2 separate regions of the Homo sapiens genome follow, and region 2 is linked to region 1. Evidence: chromatin loops called from intact Hi-C (ENCODE). Cell type or tissue: dorsolateral prefrontal cortex. All regions are shown on one strand.

Region 1 (8,000 bases):
CCCATCAGTAGGTACAAGACTTAATTTGATCACTGCTGCCTAGGTTGCTGTCTCTGGGTGGATATGGCCTGCTACTGATGTCACTGCATTTTGTGATCTTTGCTAAAAGAGATCAGCCAAGCTCAGCCCAGCTGGTATCTCCTGTGACACAGGACACTCTCCCTAACCCTCTCAACTCCCAGCTTTTGGAAGAAAGGTCATTGGTCCTCTATGGCCATTCTGGCTTCAGCCCGGAGACAACAGACACAAATTAATAGGCTTTCCCCCAAATCCAGTGCACCAATATGCAAACTCTTGGACCCCAAAACAGGATGTTTTCCCAGCTGGCAAGTCATTGTTTTCTTCTCATTCGAAAAAAGGTACATAACTTCCATGCTGCTAAAATGATTTTTCTGTCACTTCTGCTCTATCTGTCCCCTTTGTGGTGCTCTCTCTGCCTCCTTCTGGGATCTCCTTCTTTCAGTTTACTCTCCACTGCCCCAGGGCTTGTCAACCTGAACAGATACTGTGCCTTGTGCTGTTAGTGGCATACGTGACATGCCTTTGGTACTTTTATTGCTAGCCCAGGTAATGTAACTGCAGCTGTCAAACTGGCAGTTCTTTATGTTTATTAGTTTTCTTCTTTCCCTTTTAAGCTGACATTAGCCAAGTAGCAAGTTTCCTAGTTCAGTGAAAAATCAGTTGGTGGAGCAGCTGGAACTCCCAGGAGCTATGCTAGGCCTCTCCTGAGTTCTAGGAGAAACTTGGGAGGAACCAAGAGCAAATCTAGGCCCAGCCTGGTCACTTAGAACTAAAGAGTATACAATAGATTTGGTGCCTCACAGAGATCATCTTTTGCCCAAGATACCAAGAGAAGCCCAGGAAACTGGCTCATCAGACTGACTTTTGTATTCTTCTTCTGGCTATTATTGTTCATTTGAACTTAATGCAACAGGGTACTGTAGTGTGGAGTTCACAAACTCACCTCAGCTCCAGTACCGTATATCTCAAGGTCTTGAAAGATCTGGTTTGTTTTCTCCAATCTTGTGGGTATCTCCAGAAAGAACTCAGCCTCCTGTAAGATCAAGCAACCAGACAGATATTTATTTTTATTTTTTAATTTGGAAAGCTGATCTTCAGGGCATATCCTATAAGGCTGATATTTCGGCCAGGGCTCTTTCAGCCTCAACCATTCCTTTCAGTGATAGTTCTGCTTCCTTTCTTGCCCCACTTGTACTGCTTCAGAAATAGCAGAAGAGACTGTGATAGAAGCCTAGGGTGGGAATCAAAAGCCAAGCCCTAATCAGGAGCTCCAGTCTGAGGAAATTACACAAGGTATAAGGTGCCTGGGATCTACCTACTAGGTTGCAGTGTTAGAGGCTGGGGACAGCAACACACACACACACACACACACACACAAAAAGGCTTGGCCTTGGCCTAAAACAGTGCATCCCAAGTGAAAGTCTGCTCACTTTCAATTACGTATTCTTTGTATCGTTGTGGTTCATATTTCGGTGGTTTTTGAGGTCTCCAATTTGGTGATAGTTTTTTTTTTTTTCAAGCTGTCAAAAAAGCATTTCCTCTGGGGAGCTGTGGAATGTCACCCTTACCCTCCTCCTTGGGATGAGGGAGTCAGCAGTGGGAAGGCTGGCCATGATTTAATCAGAGTGCCTTTGAAGGGAGAGCTTTCTGTTTTCAAAAGTGGTGATGTGGGGAGTAACAGCTGACATGAGGTTGCACCTAGGAAACCAGCATTTGGGGTCCACTTGGAGAAAATTCACATGAAAAGATTGAGGCAATAATGCTGAGAGCCCAAATGGTGCTGTCAAAACATCACAGGTGATCACTGCAGGGCAGTACAAAAGGTGTTAGAGAGCAGTGTCATTTATTGAAATGTATCTGCTGATTTAGCCTTTGCTAATTAAATAGTCCCCATGACGTGTGCTTATTTAGGGACAGTTACGAGTTTGGCAGCAGCAGGGGTTTGGTCCTGTGGGAAGTGCCATTCCTAAAGGGAGGGGATAAGGCATGGAGGAAGTTTGGACATAGCTTGTTCAAGGATGCTGGCCTTGTCAAAATGGGAAGACATGAAGTGATTAATAACTTTCTCAGTCTCTTTTTCTCCACTGTCCCGCACATCTCTTGTGTTTCTTGGAAAAGGCAGGCATCGGGGCCATGGTGAACAATTTTAGCACTTAAGAAACACTTTCTCTACTTTGTTTATCTGCTACAGCTCCCTGCTGTTAATGTTATCCTCTGTCACAGGGTAGGAAAAGGGGTGGAGTTTGAGAGGAAGAGAGGGAAAAGTGTGAGGGACCTCAAAGGTTTTTCTTGGCCTCTGTCCTAGTCTTCTTGGTGTTCCAGAAGGGTTAGAAACAGCATCCAGGATAACCCCACCCCTGCCCAGCAGGTCCACATCCCTGATTGCTGCTGTTGATGCCTTTCCTTATACTGTCTGGGACAGTGGCGGGGGAGGCAGGAAGGGAGGGAAGGACTATCTAGAAATCGGGCAATCATTGTGGGCAGAAGAGAACAGAATTTTAGGAAGCTGTCGACATAATATATCTCATCCTAGTTTCTCCTCTAGGAAAATTTATAGTACATAGACATACATGCTGTTATTAAATTAATCAACTGCATGTTAAACTACATAAGGGCAAGGTCCACTAAAAAAAATTCTCAATCCTTAACACAATGCTGGACAAAAAGCCAACACTTGTTGATCTCACGAGGGAAGTGGTTGAGTTTTGTGTAATGAGGTCGTCTTGGAAAATCGTTGAACTGCTCTGCAACTGTTTCCACATCTGCAAAGTGTCTTTATCTCCCAGGGATATTGTAAAAATTAAATAAGATGATGACTTTAATAATGACACTTTATAGTTTTTTTCCCATTTCCTCCATTTTCATTCTTTGATGTTCTCTTCTCTAGGCATTGTAACCTAAGTAAGGAGATCAGATATGCAGTCAGAAGAAGTTTGATTGAATTTGCTAATTTTAAAATCAATTTTTTCTTTCTAAGAGAACCTCATCAGGCAGCTGGTCAAACTAGTTGGGTGGAATGGGATCCCCATGATATGCAGTGAAAGCCAAGCTAGAAGATGACCCACTTTTCTGCAGCCAGGGCAAAGAGAAGGGGGCAAAAGGAAGGAGGAGGAGGAGGAGAGAAAGAGAGAGACTGGAGTTATTTGAAGGCTAATCTCTTTTGAGCTTAAAGCAAACATTAAAAAAAAAAAAACATATCTCAGGCTAGGGCACAGTAGCTTATGCCTGTAATCTTAGCACTTTGGGAGGCCAGGGGAGAAGGATTGCTTGAGGCCAGTTTGAGACCAGCCTGGACAACAGAGAGATACCCCATTTCTACAAAAAATAAAATGAAAAGAATGAGCCAGGTGTGACAGTGCACACCTGTATAATCCTAGCTACTCAGGAGGCTGAGGTGGTAGGATTGCTTGAGCCCTGGAGTTTGAGGTTACAGTGAGCCATGTCTGCAGCATTGCACTCTAGCCTGGGCGACAGAATGACACCTTGTCTCTAAAACAACAGAACAAAACAAACACATCTCAGAAAGCTTCCTTAAACTTGTCAGAGTTACAGTCCCTCATATACTGGTATCTTGGTTCCTACCATTACTTTTCACCTTTCTGGACAAAACCTTTCACCATACCCTTATCAATCTTAGGAGAACAAGAATTAGCTTCACATACTGGTTTGATCTAAAAGTAAGATTTCTCCCATTTTGGTCCTCTTTTATTGCCATTCAGCATGATTTTAGTGGCATGGATGACATTTTAAAGACAAAAAAAATTCTCTTTGCCAATTTTGATTCTGGCCTCAGTGGAGCTGCTTTGACCTGGAGAGCAGCCGTAGGCGGCATAGCACCATTAGTATTAGTATTTCTTAGTAGCTGTTGGATTAAAAAATACTGAGGATGGTCACTAGATGTCCCTCTTGTGTCTCTAAAGAGGCTGAGGAGGCGGGGCTCCCTTCAGGATTGAAGTAAAGGGAAGCTAAAACGGAGAGAACTTTCTTGTTTTTATTATCTACATGCAGAACGATTTTATTCAGTTAGTTAATAAATTCCTGATCATGAAAGTGTTTTGGGCTACTCATTTAGTCAATGGCATTCTTGGAGTATAATGATCGAGTGTGCCTATTAGAAAAAAAGAAATTCTGAGGGCAAAGGCTGTTGTTAGGATTATCTGTAGAAATAGACTGGGGGATGGAAGAGCTATTTTGTGTGTGGGGATGGGGAAGGCTGTGTAACTGTCACTTTGAGATTAGGGGTGGGGAGGAGATAATAGGAAAGAAGGAAAGCATAGGCACACGCCCCTGCCTCCCTTAGCACCTGGCTTGTGTAAAAGTGGTTTGGTAGCTGGAAGTACTTGGATGCTCTCCTTGGAAAAGAGGGGTGCCTGGAGTGTGAACAGCGAGCAGGAAGCAGGGAACACGGTGGCATCGCCTTAGCAAAGAGGGTTTGTCTTTGCAAATGCAGAACATGTCTTTACATTGTGATTGCAATTATGAAGGTAATGACATTGTACATGAATTGAATTCTCCTATTTATCTTTAAAAGACAGCAGAATATAGACATTCTATTAGCACTCCCTAAGGTAAGAGGTCTGCAGTCTTCTTATCTTGTTGTGTGCATCTTTTCAGATGCTACGACAATGTTAATCATTTTACCTGAGTAATTCTTCCATTTCTCGTTACCTGGGGGATTGTTAATGGCCGAGACTACTTCTCAGACTCTTTGCTCCCGCTCAATCAAGCCGTGGAGGCGCCAGTTTACTTTTATTGATCAGTGGGTTCCTGACAGCCTTCGCCACAAGGAAGCAGCATCATCCTTTTTTAACTTAAAGGGGGAACAGATCGCCTTAAAGTTTACAGCTAAAAGCTTCTAAGCATAGCATGCAAACATTTTAGCATGCTGCTAATTGTTCTGTTTAAATAGTCCAAGCAATATTTTAGAAAGCTGCCAAACGCCGAATTCACATCCCGTGATCAGATAGCAAACCCATTTCAAATGCCTTTTTAGGCCTTTTTAATTAGACCAAGATGCACTTCATTCCCATGCTCTGACATCAAAGGTAAATAACTGTGATAAATCAAATGGAACCCTTCCTTTCGCGGAGCCCGCGAGGTGCGCCCACCGCTGCCTGCCATGTTGTCATTCTCTACTACTTGCCCATTTCTCCAACGGTGTCTGGAGAAAACCGGTCGGGCCACCGGGCTCCCTTGAGCCACCACTCTGGTGTCCACCCGCAGCTCTAAATGACCAAAATTAAATGATACTCATTGCAGAAGCATCGGTTTTCTCCCTGTTGTTCTGGGCCGAATCACATCCTAACGTGAAACAGTGAAACGACCCCCACGCGGAAAGCGGATCAGGCTCCCTACGCTCTCCCTTTGGCCTCGGCTACATATTCAGGGGATCGCAATCTCACTCGCGAAATAATTTCTTTCTGTAAGAGGAAGCCGCCTTTCCCCTCTCCCACCGCCAAGGTAAAGGCTGCTAAAGTAGCTCTTCTTGGAAGGAAAAATATTTTAAAAAGCAGCTGGGTTGCTCTCCACAAGAAGATGGCAGTTTTGAGAAAACCCATTATGTGTCCAAATGCCGGTTTCCTTTTCTTGTTTAACGCTTTTTAGAGGGCAAAAATGACGCTCATGTGAAGCCCACAGGCTCGAGCCAATGTCGCTGGGCTAATTATGAGTCTGCTTATCCCACTCCCAAATATCCGAGACGACTCACTCAGAAGACATTTTTACTCTTCCAAGAATTGTGAATTCAGAAGCAGCTTCCCCACATTCTAAGAGAAAAAAAAACTTGTTTAACGGGCACGTTTTTGATTTTTTTGCCGCTGGCGACCTTAATTAAAAGCCTCAGAGCCCGGGTGGGGAGGAATGCCCCGCTGCCCCCAGGGAGCCTTCAGTGCAGAAGGCAGGATGAGCTTGATGTCAGCCCTGGCCACGCCGGCCTCCCGCTTCCCAGTACTGGCACATGCCGCAGCCACCACCGCCGCCCAAGTGGAGCTGGCAGCCCCCTGGGACCGAGACCCCGCGGGAAGGCTGGGGCGCCCTGCACATCGGCGCCGGCTCCCAGCTGTCGGCGACCTAAGCGGACATGTATGGCGTGCCCGCCCCAGAGCTCCTGCCCGGCTTTGAGCTCTGCTGGCTTGGCGCGGCGCGGCGGCGTCCGCTCCACCGGCTCTTCTCAAACGTACAGTTTATTTATAGGGAGCTAAATTCTCCAACAGGGTGGGGTGAGGGGCAATGAAATGTGTCCGGCCCCCTCCGTAGCTCATTCTCTGTGCCACATATCCCATTTGATTAACAAGCAACAGACAAGAGCGAACCGATCCAGGGGCCCTGCTGGGAGTGCGGCACGCAGAGAGTAGTGCGGCGTCTGCCCGGGGTGGAAGGATGGGGGTGACGGTCCGGGGGGGTGGCGGCCGTGGCTCTGGCCTGATGTGAAGACACACCGGCTAAGAGCTGGATGAATGACCACCTCAGGGGCGCTTTCTCCTTCCCTTTCTTCCTTCCACTACCAGAGAATGAGAAGAGAGGAAAACAAAAACAGACGATTTTTTAGGGTGAAGAGACAAGGAGAAATAGAGGGATATATATATGTGTGTATATATATATATATGTGTATATATATGTATATATTATATTCAAGATATGAAGATATGTAAGGGAGGTAAACACGATAAGACAATCATATCATCCTCATCTTTCCTGAAATCTCTGCAAACATGAGAAGCGCACAGTTCCCGGCGAGGCTCAGCCGCAGCGCCAGCACACCGCCTCCCTGCTCATTCCTGCCCTATTGCTCCTGCCTGGCCTGCCTGGCCTGTCTGTCCGTCCTCCCATGAATCCCGCCAGGGCTCCATGGGCCGGGGTACCACTTGGTCCCGCCGGTGTGAAGTTTCCGCTTGGCCCCGCCCCCCCGCTACCCCCCGCCTCCGCTTGGCCCCGCCCCAAGACTGGAGCCCGCTGGCGGCGCGCTGATTGGCCAGGGCCTGGCGTAGCCGGGCTCGGCAGCTTGAGCTTTCTCCGGCTTTCTCCAGACTCCGCGGCCAGTAGTTTGCGGCATCCGGAGGAGCAGCAGCAGCAGTAGCGGCGGCGGCTGGCGCAGCGCGGAGACGGACGAGCGGGCACAGACGGCAGCACAGCTCCCGTGCACCATGCCTGGCTTGCCCGGGAGGCACTGGCACCCGCGTCCCTAGCCCGGCGCTGGCCCTTGGCGCGTTGCGCTCCGCAGCATTCCGGCTGAGCGATTTCATCCGAAATCCTAAACCTCCTACCCCAAACCCATTGCCTCCTGCTTGCTCATACTCCACACTCACACTCCCCACACCACACACTCACTCTTCCTCTCTCTCTCACACATTCACACACAGCCCGAGACAGACAGAGAAAGCGAGACAGACCTCCCGAGTGCGCGAGCGCCCGGGAGGAAGGGAGCCCAACGCAGCGCGGCCAGCGCCTCTCCGGGAAGATGAAATCAAGACGCTCCTGCAAGTAAACTTCGGCGGCGACAAAATCGTCGACTGTGGCAGCTGCTGAGGCGGACCCCAGCGACGTGCAACTGAGCTAGGAGGGCTTCCTCCCGCGGCGGCGGCGGCGGCGGCGGCGGCGGCGGACCTTGGAGCGACACCCCAGCCCAAACGGAGAGAAGAGAAGCACCCGGTACCCACGGCGGCGGCCCCGCCTCTCCTGGCCGGTACTGTTGTTGCCTCCCCTTCCCTCTTCCCCATTCCCCGCCACCCCCGGCCATTAGAAAGACCGGGGCTTTGATTTTCTTGGACAAATTGCCATCTCCCCGTTTCCACAAACTTGACGTGGAGGGTCGGACTGCGTTGTTAACTTTGATTTCCTAGACGAAAACGCCCGCAGACCCTCAACTGCTCTGTGGGGGGAACTCCGCTCCCACCTCGGATCCTGGACAGACGCGCCCCCAAGCCCTTCGAAGCCAGCCTTAGCGCGAGGGAGCGCGCTCAAGCTCTGGCAGCCTCTCTCCC
Region 2 (8,000 bases), 1.1 Mb after region 1:
TCCTTGCTTTTGGATCTCAGGAAAATAAGGACAGGATTTTTTTTTTGGCTTTTACTATTATTTTTAATTGACACATAATAATGATAGATATTTATGGGGTACAATGTGATATTTCTACACATGTATAAAATGTGCAATGATTAAATCAGAGTAATTAGCACAAAGAAATGATAAATGTTTGAGGATAGTTTTTCTGTTGCTTTTTAAAACTCTTCATCTTCGGCTTTCTTGCTATCCCACTCATTGGCAACATGCATATATTTAGAAGGTATTTTTGAATGTAGCTTGCTAATGTTGAGAACACACAGCCACTGTGTTTTAGTATCGCTATGATACTGTAGATGTGACACACTATTTGTTCAAAAAAGCCTTGTTTATAATTATTGCACTTAATATAAAAAATGATGAGCTACATTAAAAAGCCTATTTTTATTCTTTATTGCATTGGTCACTTTTTTCAGGGCAATCACATGCACACATCTGAAATCCATGTGTGTCTGCATGTATATGCGTGTGTGTGTGTGTAAGCATGGTTTTTAAAGAGAAAAATGCTTTTGTGGTGGATAAGTTGATATGCTGAGAAGTTCTACTTCACCATCCCTCTATAAATGAAGGCATGCTAGGCATTGTGCCATTGTTACGTCTCTATCGTATCTTAATCTGCACATTTTGATCTTAATTTTGTATGCATTACATAACCATAATACCCTCTGAAGCTAAACTCCCATTTGAATAACAGCCAAACCAAATATCACCTACTCCCTGCTATACTGCCACCAAAAACAAGAGAGATCAAAGTTTAGTAATGGTCAGTAAGAAAGTAGCTTTTATTTTTCTCTTCAAAAACAGTTATTTTTTTTTGGTTGCTAGGAGTGAGTATTAGCTAGCTTTAGAATCAGCTCTATCTGGGTCAAAACCTACCTCATTCATCTACTAGTTGTATAAACTAACACGAGTTACACTATGAATTCCTCACTGTGAATGAAGATAACAACACTTACTTTAGAGGACTGTTATACAGGGTGGCAAAATATAATTGCCTGGCACAAGGTAGATGTTCCTTTTCTGTCTGACCATTTTATTCAGAGACATACATTTTCCAAACATTTTTACAAACATTTCCTGGTTGATCTTTACAACAACCCAATGAGGCAACTAAGCCAAAAATTACTATGATCAGATAGGAAACTAAGGCCCATATAGCCAGTCATCAGGAAAAGTTTGGTAAGAATCCATATGACCTCCTCCAAGACTTGTAAATACTATCAACATACCATCAAGTATTGGGAGAGAAATCTCTTTGGCCTGAAAATACTTTTTTTCAAATACATGTGGAAATGCATACATACTTATAGATGAAGATCTATGCATATTATTTAGATACATGTTTTTCTCAGCAATTTCTTAAGTTTAAAAAAAAAAAGTTTAAGTTTCTTGTATAATGGTCCAACAGCGTCAAATTTATGTGAAGTGTTACATGCAAAACATTTTTATTATAAAAGTAAATTCCTGGTGAGGGCAGGCAGAAACCCAAACCAAAATAAAACAAAATTTCTAAGCACTCTCCCTTCCGTTTAAACTCAAAGCAGTGGACTAGTAATACATAAAGGTATGAAAAAATACTAAAAGCACCTAAATTTAGCTACGTTTTTTTCAGTGTAGCATGAAAAAAGTTGTGAATGCTAAAAAGAAGCTGCACTCTCTGGAACTCTTAAAATCCAGGCCAGTTCTGGAAGCTGCCAGTGTAGTATAAGTAGCTGACAGCCTAAACACCCTCAGTGCCACCTACTGCTGTTCCCTGGATTACTGCTCAGATTTGATTACTGTCTCCCTCATCCCTAAGGCTATCGCTAGCTTTACACATTAAGAATTGTCCCTTTCAGCTAATGGTGACTGTGGGAACAGATAGGAATATGCTACATTGCCTACTCACTGCAACAGAGGCATCTGCTGAGAAGAAGGCAGTGTGTTTTCAGACACTCAGGGGAATATGGTCGAGAGACTACATTGTCTTAAAATTAATGGAAGAGTGTATCACACTACAAGAATATTATGCTTTATAGGTAATTTTACTAAAATGTAAAGCACTAATTATAGAAAGGTGCTGAAGCAACCTTATGTTTGTCTAACTCCTAATAGTAATTTCTGTGTCTCTAATTGAAAAGAAAGCCTGATTTCTGGCTCTCCACAGATTTACACCACTGAAAATTAAAAATGGATGAAGATACATACTCTTAAAACACTTTATTTGCACTCATATGACAATGCTTAACTCCAGTATATCTTGAACCAGTCACAATGCAGATGTCAACTTTCCTTAGTAGATCAAGACCTCCTGCAATGGCAGGGGAAAATGTTTCTTTTTGTCCTGAGCCTGGCATGGTGGTTTTTTTTGTACATTACAGATATTTAATAAAGTCTGTACAATTAAGCAAAATAAGTACAAAAAAATGAAGAGGAGTGGATTTTCTGTCTTGCAGTCATTTATTTTTTGTTGACAGCCAATAACATGTTTTTGTTGTTTGTTTGTTTGTTTTGAAGAAGAAGAAAAAAGATATGAGGCAATTTTAAATTTTGCCTAAGGTTTTATGGGACAGTGAATGTGGGGATAGAAAAGGACTGACAGGCAAACAAAACCTTTGTTGAGATAGTTGCACATGTGGGTTTAGCAAAGGGAAAGAATTCACCATTTATTATCTGTTGTATGTTTTTAAACCCTGTGATATACCAAACATACATATATATGCAATGGTGTTATAATCCTCATTTTAAAATGAGGGACAAGATGCTCAGAAAGGCTAGGCACTTTCCCAAGTTCACTCAGTTAGTAAAGCATAGTGCTGAGTAAATTCGTGGGTCTGATCGTAAAGCCAGTGATTATTTTGGTATTACACAAACACCTATTCCTCCCTCTTTGTAAACTTTATGTTAAGCTGGGAGCTTAAATCTATTTAGAAAGCAGTCACTGTGTAGAAGCAATAGTGGAAGTGTCAAAAAATAATATATTCATTTACCTTAGAAATAAAATTAGAAGGCTTACCTTAGATTTAAAATTAGAAACATTGAGTAAATGGGGAATGGGTGCATAGTAGATGTTTTAGCACACACCTATAATTCTAAATATTAGATAAGCTAAGTCCAGAGAAAAGCTGGAGCTTACAGATTCATATTGCACCAGTGGAAACTAGGAAACTAGGTTTCTGCATTAAATCTAGCAGCCATTCCCCAAGAAAGGAGTCCTAAGATACCTAGGAAAGTGTAAACAGGCTCAGGATGAAGGAACACTGTCACTAAGTCAAAAAATCATAAAGAACTTGTCTCACAAAGCAATTTCCATAGATTCTACCACCATAATCTTACAAAATATTTTGAGAATTATGATTACTTTTTATTTTTAAGTATATTTAATATACTTTAAACACACACACTTAAAAGATTTGCTAAATTCCTAAGAGATATTTGCTATATCACGGTGCATAGTATTTGTGGAAGAACACATCTACTATTTCATAATAAGTCAATGATTAAAAAAAAATCTTATGTGCACATATGATTTCATAGCCAACACTGAAGAAAGATACCTCCTTGGCATTCCTACAAACCTCAAAATATTTTGTGACTTTTGTGAATTTCATAAAGCCTATGAGTGAGATGGAAAAATATTATTGTATCCATTTACAGAAGAGGAATTAGTGACCCACAACCTATTTGGGACTTTACCCCTACAATGAATCAGTAGAAGAGTCACAAATTTACTGAAGTCTCCAGAAAAACTGTCCACAGGGTCAACCATGTTTGATGTGATTACTGCCTGTAATAACAACAAGATCATGTGTACTTTCCTGATTACTAGTTCTTTCAGTATTTTATCAATCATGAAAGCATTAAAATTAATGTCTCTAAACTATTTTTGTATTCATGATGTCAATCTTAGCAAAAGCTAGTGAGATGTTATCATAGAAAGTCATCTGAAGAGAAAACGTCTAATCGCCAAGATAGGTTGCCCAGCATTTTTTCTGTATATGTATTACCATTGCCTCCTCTCAGAAGCGGCAGACACATGAACTGTATGACAAACTCAAATGCTGCTTTAGAGGGAAATCTCATTTCCCTCAGGTGGTAGGCTTATTTACTTGTGAGTTTTCTTAAGTGTCTGGAAGAAACTTAGTTGTAACACCAAAAGGAAGAGTCTAGTTTTTTTTCCAGGCCCACTATCAATGAAGGGAGTCCAAAAGAGACTACAATGCTATTTTTGATGAGAAGAGTTCCATGCATATTTCCCTCTTCTTTGTGTCTACCTAATCCTCTTAAAGTTACTAGGTTCCAGGTCAGGGTGGGGGTAAGTGTCAGTGCCTAATGTATTGATTGCCCTCTAGTGGATGGAGCGTAAAGATTTCTTGTTAGTATGTGACGAACCTAAATATGAATCTTGGAATATTCAAAATATTGCCTCCATATTTTCAAAGGACAAACTTGGCAGCTATTTTTTTTTTTTCATTGTGCTCTTAGACCACATCTTTAAGTCAATCTATTTCTATATCATACTTCTTGGGTTGCTATCCAAAAACAACAGGTATTTTTGCAAGTCTACTATGTATAAGTGACTGTGACACAATCTGTGAAGGGTAAAAATAAGTACTGTATAATACATGGTCTCTGTCTGTATAGAGCTCAGTTTTATCTCAAATGTGATATGTACAACTGAAAAAACAGCACAAAGTATCTTTTACTGGTATTAAATGAAAACTGCATTCTTTAGATGAGTAAGGCTATTGAGTTTCAAAAGCAAATATCGTCTCACACCCATCCTCCATCACATAACCCTGCCAGATCTTAATACAAGCTTCACAATAGGAGAGAGTAGAACATTAATGGGGTCATGAGTTGAGGAAGCCATAAAACTGAAGTCTTTAATAGCACTGTACTCCATTGATATATTTAAACTCTAAAGACTTCTTTAAATGTAAGATTGTTGATTTCCACCTTTGGGGTAATCTTAACTGCATGTTTCTCTAGGTAACATGTAACTTAGAACTTTTAATATGAAGAAAATATTTGGGTAATAGTTTTTAATATATTTAGCACTAATTAAATGAGGTCAGGGTAAGGTTGAGTGAGGAACTATAGGTATGTCACTTAAGTCAGCAAAGTATATGAATAAAGTTATCCAAATATTTTCCTGTGAAAAGCCCCACAACCTCCTTTTTTCCACCACCCATCCATGACCTGAAAAACCCTTCCTTATTCCTATATCATAGTAATTACACTGTTGAATCGTTATTACTTGTTTACCTCTCTCTCTCTGCCTTACTAGACTCTGAGCTTTCTTTGTATTTTCTCCAAAATTTATAATCACTAAAGGCACAGAGTAAGTGCCAAATTTAATAAAAATATCATTGATTGAAAGAATGAAATGTAGTGGAAATTTCAGGCACTTGTGGAGATACTACTGGTTATGGGCACCTAGTAACATGTCTCAAACTTGAATATGTAGAAGACTATCTCGTCTTCCTGGCTGTTTATTTTATTTGTTTGCTGCGACTGTGAACATACAAGTGGGCCTTATGAAATTTAAATCAAAATTGCATTATTTATATTAGCAATTGAAAAAGGACCATATTCTTACTGTTTTTCAAAGCAAGCCAAATAGGAAAAAGAGCCAAATTAAGTCACGCAGTAAATTATCTAATGATTGAGCCACAGAAAATAATGACATTTTTATAGAAATTTTTAATTCCCCATAAAACAGTTTCACATTTTTAGCCTGATGAGAAAAGTAATATGTTCAAAATTAGGAAACTTAAAGGAATGAAACTTATGTGTTTTGAAAACTAAGATTTCTTGCTTAAAATATAAAAATAGTTGATGCAGGAGTAAGGAGAGTATCACTGAAGTCCTCATATTTGTGACCAAAAAGAATAAAGGGCCTGTGCTAATATTACAACTATTTCATATGAACAAGTTCTAGAAAAAACAATCTTTACTTAGGTGCCTCTGATATCTAAGTGCAAAGAAACATAAAATAACAAAACAATACAAGCAAGAAGGTAGAATTTAAAGAAATGAAAAAGAGGGCAATAAAACATGAGAATGATGCTCTAAAAAAATTAAAGATACATCTGACCCTTGTTTAGTTCCTAAAATCTGCTTTTTATAGAAAAAATTAAAAGAAGCAACAGAAAGAATGAAACTAAACAAAATACGTCTATAAAATCCCATTCTCTCTTGTAATAAAAAAAAGTTGTCCTAAAGTGTTAAACAATTTTTTAAACATTTGTTTTTCATATTACCTTGATTGGGAGCACCATGTGGGCCAGAGGTAGGACAAGCAGAAGCCCCTAGAAGCATAAAAATGAGATGCCTCTGTTCAACCACTGCTCTTCTGTACATCCTCATGAGAAGGAAAGGAGGTGCCCATTTACTCTTTTTAATCTCAGCAGGTGCAGAGCCATCACTCATAGTCACAATATTCTTCAGAAAAAGAGCCAAGATCCAAACTGCCCAAATTTTTGACCACTGTCCTAGAGTTACTGGAGATAGCTAGTTTTCCCCTTACAACAATAAAGTACTAAGAAATAAATATAGGCAAATAAATACTTAATACCAGTTGAAAATTTTTTGAACTCCAACTAGCTTAAGACTAAATGTGAGCATTGACATCCTTTTTTTTTTTATTTTTTATTTTTCTCTCTAGCTTCAGGACTAGAGTAGAAGCATTTGGCTTGCCCATCTTCCTAAGTATTCTTTAAGCTTCAGAAAAGCGAAGGCCCTGGTGATCTTGTTCACTGCTATATCTCAGTGCCTAGATAAGTTTTTGGCACATAGTTGGTACACAATAAATATTGGTTGAAACCAATGGAAAAAAGAAAAAAAAAGACAGTAGCCTCCTACTCTACTTTTTCCTTGGGCCTTCCTTGGTTCTTGCTTAGTCTAACGCTGGGGTGGGAAGTAAAGAAGACATTTTCTCTCATAGGCTCACCTTACATCAGCTCCTCATATGAGAAAAGAAAGAAGAAGGCAATTAAAAGAAATTCAATAGCAAGAGTCAAGAGAATGCTGATCCCAGTTAAATTCTACTTAAAAAATCCCTTTATTCCATCCATTAGAAGCCACACTTTCTGGTTCTGTTGCCCAGTTTTATTCTCAAAGGGACAAAGGGCTAGTGAAAACCTAGAAAGCCTTGAGTTTTGTAGAAGTTAATTTATAACAGACCATATTTAATAAGCAGATTTGTTGAGTACAGGGATAACTACTGTAAAGCCTTCTACTTAAGACAAATCAAACCCACTGATTATTTTTAATATTTTGCCCAATGCTTTCCTTTTCATGGTGTGTAAAACAAACCCCAACACAAAAATCAATATTGCAAAAATTAAGTGTATGTTTTCTGAGGTAAGTACTCAGGGAAAGAACACCAATACTCATAGTTAGACACCAGTGGAAATGTAGCCAAAATGTTCCTCTTGAAGTCTCCTCTGATTAGTTAGCATAAGTACAACATTTTTATAATCTTAAGACCTTTTGTTTATTACAGAAATACTTGAGCTAAATGCAAGGTTAGCTTTCAGCCAAAAAATGCTGGATACATATGCACAGGATATTATTTTGTAGAAGCCCTTATGGATTTCTACCACATATTCAAAAGTAATTTGACACAGAGCAGCATAAAATGATATATGGACTTCTTAGTGTGAATTTATTTGAACCTCAGAGTAACCTTAATTTTCTTAGAGATCCTAACTTTCTGGTTCAGTTGAATGAACCCTGTGGATCATATTTTCCTAGGTGTTCTAGTTACTAAGAAGATTTTTCATGAAAAAACGAAACAAACAAAAACCTACCAGTGTTTAATGTTTTTAGCATCAAGATTACTAATTGTTAAATTTAATATTTAATTTAAAATAAACATCAAGACGTTTGGGAAAGGTTTCTACTTATTTAAATGAGAGTTTGATAAGAAATAAAGCAATGTTTTAAGTCTGAGGACTTAAGAAAATTTC

The links. Peaks named below come from ENCODE experiments on the same cell type or tissue, not always from the same donor. Only the 100,000 strongest peaks of a DNase experiment are listed, where the experiment ranks them.
Region 2: a loop joins it to region 1, with 5 times the contacts of the local background. A loop is called at or near these places in 8 of 110 quality-filtered maps.

Annotation. Positions count from the first base shown.
Region 1 is chrX:100,409,331-100,417,330 of GRCh38, reverse strand. PCDH19 (protocadherin 19) reads left to right here and starts at 7,058. Exons shown (of 6, transcript NM_001184880.2): 1 at 7,058-8,000. In dorsolateral prefrontal cortex, a CTCF peak has its summit at 3,923; DNase peaks (open chromatin) are centred at 3,930, 6,160 and 6,950; H3K4me3 peaks cover 3,893 bases; H3K27ac peaks cover 3,380 bases; H3K27me3 peaks cover 7,831 bases.
Region 2 is chrX:99,298,541-99,306,540 of GRCh38, reverse strand. No RefSeq gene overlaps it. Among named protein-coding and RNA genes, the nearest start is that of LINC03077, 730 kb to the right of the region's middle. In dorsolateral prefrontal cortex, a CTCF peak has its summit at 4,325 (motif pointing left); no DNase peak of the experiment used is centred here; H3K27me3 peaks cover 6,657 bases.